Linked DNA regions of Homo sapiens: region 1 is linked to region 2. Evidence: chromatin loops called from intact Hi-C (ENCODE). Cell type or tissue: ascending aorta. All regions are shown on one strand. Links, peaks and the distances in the headings refer to the core of each region. The heading gives the core; the rest is flanking DNA. Region 1 has its middle 60 kb from the start of ZFHX3-AS3. Region 2 holds the start of HCCAT5 (hepatocellular carcinoma associated transcript 5).

Region 1 (2,909 bases), core at 182-2,681, 79 kb before region 2:
CTACCCAGAAACTGAAGTTAAGGAAAAAAAGGTGGCTCGCCTGGGGGAAACACGTCCAGTGAACCTCAAGCCGGTCATTAACTCTGCCCAAAGCCTTGAGGACGCTCACACACTTGGGAATTTTGGGAGCCCGGAAACTAACTGCAAAGTTTATTTTCAGAACAAGGCACAGAGAAGGAAGCAAAAGATAAACAGGGACCGAATGTTTTAATTATTTTACATGGTTCCACCCCAACACCATTCCCTAAATCTTAAAGGAATGAAGGTCCGAAGGGGTTTATGGGAGAGCATTTTATTCCTTCCCCTTTCTGCCATACAGGCTTGCAACTGCCCTGCGCCCCCACTTCTATAGCGTTCCCTTCATGGGAATGGCAGGGTATATCCGTGGCTATCTTGTGACTTTGGCCAAACCTGGGTGTCGGAGCCTGGTGAGTTTCCTGGGCGGTTGTGGTCGTTTCAGAACAGTAGCCACATGGGATGCTCTCCAGGGACCGCCTCTGAGTTGCATGGATACAGTTCTTCATCTGGGTTTTATAGGGAACAGGGGTCCTGACCTTGGAGTGCAAGAGAGCAGAGCATTGTTAGTAAACTGTCCGGGGAAGACTTTAAGAAAAAAGAATGAGGTGGAGGAAAGGGAAACTGGGAAGGGCCAAAGGAATCCAGATCCTTCATCACGTTCAGGCACAAGCAGACTCCCTGGGTGTGGCCTTCGGACTCGCAAAATCGACTCCAGATATCTTGGGGAGAGCGAGAAGAGAGGACAAATATGCCGGGGCGGGAGGGGCGGGGGGAAAATACCTGCTAATGCAATTAACTGCAAGTGGAAACGACAAGCCGTCGCCCACGGAAGATCTCAGAAAACACAGCTCGAAAAAGTACAAAAGTCCTTCAGTGTGAGGTAATGAGGCGCATCTAATTATATTTAAGAAAGAAACAGCAAGAACTGCTTTAAAAGCCTCCCCTCAGTCTTCCCCTCTCAAACCAGTATGGATCCAAAACCCAGAGACATCGTTGCTTCAGAGAAAGTGAGGAATTGAAGAGTGCATCACAGGAAACAAGGTTATTTTCCCAGAACTGAGAAAAACTATCACATAAGCCCTTCCCTGACTGTTCTCTTTTCCCCTCCCAAAAAAAAAAAAAAAAAACAAAAAAAAAAACAAAAAAACAGTCCCATCAGGAAACAGCAGGGGGAGAAAGAAAGAAAGAAAAAAAAAAAAAAAAACCACAGGCAGCCCCACCATGAGAAATCAAGGCAGTCGAAATGACATTTGACACCGCCAGGCCACAGCTGAAGAACAAGGGAAAAGTTTTAGGGCGACTGTCAATGACCCATGGTCCTTCACTCCTAACCTTGCTCCTAGCATATGTTTCTCATTTCCTTGCTTATAGCTGGTCCAAGCTAATGATATGTGTTTTGGCCGGGATCCCGTGCTTGGCATACAGCCGGTCTTGTTCTCATTGTCCGGGCTACTTACAGAAACCTCTTTCTCTGTCTCTTTCTCTCTCTCAAAAAACCGGCTTTAAAGAACAGTAAATATGCAAAACAGCCCCCACGCTCTATAGAGCTACCATCTTGAACACGGCCTACGCCATCCTCACACACCCCATCAATAAAGGCCTGAAGAGACTGCCCACAGGAGAGGGGTAAGTTCAACACAAAAGCAGTGGAAATTCAAACAAATTGGCCCATTAGAGTCTCACACGGCTATAAATACAGCTCGGCTGGGGCTATTTTGAGGGACGGTGGCATGGGAAAGTTCGGCCTGGAATCTTGAGTCTGTCAAAGGAGACGGATCTCTCCCAAGACATGGGAAGAACACGAAGCGCCTGGCGGGCAGGAGGAAGGAGGGCGTCGGAGCTGGTCAGTTTCAGGGCCAGATTACACGTGGATGGCAGAGACAAGGCCGGGCCTCGCCCCTGCACCCCGGGGCTGCCGGACTTGCTGTTGGAGGCTTGGGCTCGGGTGTCACTCAGAGTGTCCATAACCTCTCAAAAGGCCGAACATGCTCTTTTCCTCCTCAGGGATCAATGGACCATTTCACTCTTCCTGAAGGACCCGGCAGGCGGGTGGAGGAGGGGTGGGAAATGGAGTGGCTGGCGAGTCTGGGCAGGACCCGGTCTGCAGTCAGCATCTCTGGCGGACCCAAAAGGGAATTTTTTCCCATTTTTTTATTGATACATAATCATTGTGCATATTGATGGGGTAGGTGTGATATTTTGATATAATGTGTAATGATCAAATTAGGGTATTTAGGGTAGCCATCATCTCAAGCATTTAGTATTTCTTTGTGTTGGGAACAGTTGAGGAGGGCATTTTTGCCCATTCAACCCCAAAGGTTGACACCGGGTACGTGTATGTTACAAAATCAGGGGCACAGTAGCATGGATTTGAGGAAATGGGTCCCATAAACAAGAGTTAGTAAAATATGTAGGCAGAGAATATATATGCAGATGTCGAGAACTGCTTAACATTCCCCCTCAGGGTGTGTCAACAGATGGCAATTAACTGCTAACAGTTAGGAATCAGTAAACACAGAATACACAGACGCTTATGCATCGTGTACCTGCCTGCGCTGCAGGAACACAGATTCCCCTTTGCGGCTGTGAAATTGCAAGGAACGTCTGGGTTCACTCTGCCCGCCCCCCACCCCGCCCCCCCCGCCATTTTCTGTTCAGAAGGCACACCCAGGACAACTGTGGATTTACACATTCACTGTAGACCAAGCACTATCCAAGGCACAAGAGTCACACAGACAGAGCTCCTTCTGCCTGAGGCTTTCAGCCCAGTGGATGCATTTGATCGGTGCCTGACCCTACAGTTTCCTTGAAGATACCTCGGCATTTCCCCGGAACAGCCCAGTTTGTATCTATTATCCCAGAGTAATTATTAATAGCACTTCTTTTCACTC
Region 2 (2,909 bases), core at 160-2,659:
GGAGAATCACTTGAACCCAGAAGGTGGAGGCTGCAGTGAGTCAAGTTCGTACCTCTGCACTCCAGCCTGGGCAAAAAAGCAAGACTCCATCAAAAAATAACAACAGCAACAACAACGACAAAAAACACTTCACAGGAGGAAGGAGCAGAAATTGTTAGGGAGGAGCTTGGTCCTTGGTCCTTGTTGGTGTGGACCCACCGTGATCTGGTTCTACATGTGTTTGTTGCTGCTACACCTGAGCCCCACCGAAGTAGCATAAGGTACCATCCACTTTGGCGCCCACCGTGACCCGTCAGCACTCATCCAACACAGGCATGTATTGGGCAGCTACTTTGTACCTAGTACTTACAAAGTCAGGAATAAGACAAACACATTTTTAATCTAAGGGAGGGGACAGACAACCATGTTAAACAATCAACTATGCAGTTATTGCATTAATTACAGTCACATGGCTGTTATGAAGAGAAGGTTTACAGGACCAGCCCCTGGACTGGAGTCAGGGTAGGGGTTCTTAGAGAAGGCTTCTTACTGTTCAGATCTCTAAAATGTGTGAGTAGGAATTAATTGGGTGAACTTCCAGGAAAGAACCTTCCAGGGAGAAAAATACCTAAACTATGCCTGTGTTTCCAAAAAGAATGCTGCTGGAGAAAGATCAGGCATTATTTTCAAAGGTATATTGGAAGAGGATTTGCCTACCTGGGCTATAAGAAAGCTATTGAGCGCCTAGCTTGTGTGTGCATTTGTAGGGGGTTGGGGGGGTCCACACTCAACCCCACAACTTTCCCTCACCCCATCCTGCCTTTGCCCTGCCAGGTGCTCCAGTTCTAAACTCTTAAGTTTTCAGCCAGGAGCAGGGCCAGGACTCACCCGTGCCATGCCGGCTACATCCCTGCTAGAGCTAAGCTGTCTGCACCACCGCCCCAGCTCTACTTAGTACTATTAGTAGCTTGTTTTTCTAAGCCCTAAAATTCATTTTCTTTTCCCGCCTCGCTTCCAGAAAAATAAATAAAAGTGAACACATCACTCATTTAAGACGAGGAATGGAATTTAGGTTGCGTTTTTCTTTCTATTTTTATGATTAGTTAGAATTTTCCTGGGAACGCCGCCAGGAGGGCATTATGGTGAGATAATGTCCTGTATTTAATCAGCGCTGTAATGGCGAACTGTATTCTGTGGGGAGAGGCCGAGTTCACTCATCCTTCTCCGTGCTGTCTGTTTGCAGGAGACGACCGGTTAGCCCAAGATGAAGACAAGGCCGAGAAATGGCTGGGCTCCAGGCTTGTGTGACAGCCCGAGAGTGGACAGGGCGCAGCTATGACTCCATCTCTTCTTACAGGACCTGGAAGCTCTGAGAGCCCTGGAACCCCCAAAAGAGCTGAGCGAAAGGGGCCCTCAAACGGACCAAAGTGATCAGCTGTGGTTCTGCATCTGCCAGACTTTTTCAGGGTCGTCCCCTGTGGCTTTCAGACGTCTGTTGGCCTGGGCACACTTCTGGCTTTCAATATGCATCTTTCCCCTTTGCAACCCAAACACGATGTGCAAAGGGTGGCACGTGGCCTTTGAGTGAACCTGGAAGTCAACGCCAGGTAGGACCGGATCATTCCCTTACCTCTGCATGCGCGTGGTCGTCCAGAGTTTCCCGAAAACCTCTGCTGGAGGTGAGGGCTCGTGGTTTGCAGCTGTCGGGGTTGTTCTTGTTTTCAGAGTTCTTTGATCCATTGCTGAAGAATGAAGGGATCTCTGGGAGGGGTCAAATAGCAAAAGGATATGTTAGAGAGATGTTTGAAAGGATGGAAGAAAACAAGGGCCCGAAGAAAAAGGAGAAGGGATTTCACCTCCAGGAAGGGCACACAGAGCATAAACGAAGGGATACAGGTTGGCTTTTCTCTGCAACTAGCATGGGTGGCTGGGAAAACAGGAGCGCGTGGGACACACACAGCCTCTCAGATTTACTGTTGTCCCTATTAAACTCCGGGTCTGCATGAGCCGTCTGTTCAGGTAAGGGCAGTGGAGAGCACAGGATGCCCCAAGCAACCCATAAATAGCAGGGTGAAGACAAAGTGTTTATTACTTAGCCTCATGAAGCCCATATAAGCGCTCTCCCAGAGCGCGAGAGAGCAAGAGCATGTGTAAGCCAGCCCGCGTGTGTGTCCCGGGAGTGGGAGCCCCAGACACGGCGTTCGCGCTCGGCTTGATTCTATGAAGGCGTCTATTTGATGGAACGTACTGGAACAGTTCATAGCCAGCCCAGCAAACCTTGTGTGGAGACAGAGCTTGCTTTTTCTCTTTCCTTTTCCTGTTTGCAGTGAGAATGAGGCCTTTCTCTCCCCGGCCCTTTGCTCTCCCCACAGTTGTCTCACGAGGTCACTTCCTGCTGACAGGCTCCTTTCAGTGCAAGGTTTGGATGGAAACAATACTCCGTTTTCTGGGGGACTGGTGAGGCTCTGGGCCTCACCAGGCTGTCTTAAACTTAAATGGGATATTGTTTCAGTAGGGCTGACAGTTTCTTCAGACAACTGGCTCTATGTGATGCAAGACTTTATCCTTTTTTGTGTGTGCATGTGTAAATATATATATGGTATCTTCATACCATCAACACGCAGTGGCAGAAAGGTGGCTTATGATCATGATGTTTGCTTTCAAGTCTGGTTCAACTACGCACTAGCTGCGTGTTCTTGGGCAAGTTACTAAGTGACTTTCCCTTTTTAGCTGGGCATTAGTGTCCTTAATTCACACTAGCCTGTCTATAAGAAATCTTCGAGCTCAAACATTCGTTGATTCTGTGATTGCAAGACACTACATCACTATGTTCAACAATGAACTTAAAAGCACTTTCTCTGAATAGCTAATATATCGGCAGAACCAATTTCTAAGAGCAGTTAAGGATATGTGCTGAATGTTCTGTTGAA

The links. Peaks named below come from ENCODE experiments on the same cell type or tissue, not always from the same donor. Only the 100,000 strongest peaks of a DNase experiment are listed, where the experiment ranks them.
Region 1: a loop joins it to region 2, with 4 times the contacts of the local background. A loop is called at or near these places in 8 of 110 quality-filtered maps.

Annotation. Positions count from the first base shown.
Region 1 is chr16:73,171,245-73,174,153 of GRCh38, reverse strand. It overlaps a transcript of ZFHX3 not described here. Among named protein-coding and RNA genes, the nearest start is that of ZFHX3-AS3, 60 kb to the left of the region's middle. RefSeq lists enhancers at 1,837-2,686, 2,757-2,909. In ascending aorta, for the core only: CTCF peaks have their summits at 1,048 and 1,250; DNase peaks (open chromatin) are centred at 440, 1,423 and 1,843; H3K4me3 peaks cover 1,321 bases; H3K27ac peaks cover 2,417 bases.
Region 2 is chr16:73,091,912-73,094,820 of GRCh38, reverse strand. It overlaps HCCAT5 (hepatocellular carcinoma associated transcript 5), which reads right to left and starts at 2,472. Exons shown (of 3, transcript NR_027756.1): 1 at 1,836-2,472; 2 at 1,610-1,740; 3 at 1,047-1,357. It also overlaps a transcript of ZFHX3 not described here. RefSeq lists enhancers at 867-1,367, 1,368-1,868. In ascending aorta, for the core only: no CTCF peak of the experiment used is centred there; DNase peaks (open chromatin) are centred at 255, 1,150, 2,000 and 2,270; H3K4me3 peaks cover 2,437 bases; H3K27ac peaks cover 2,500 bases.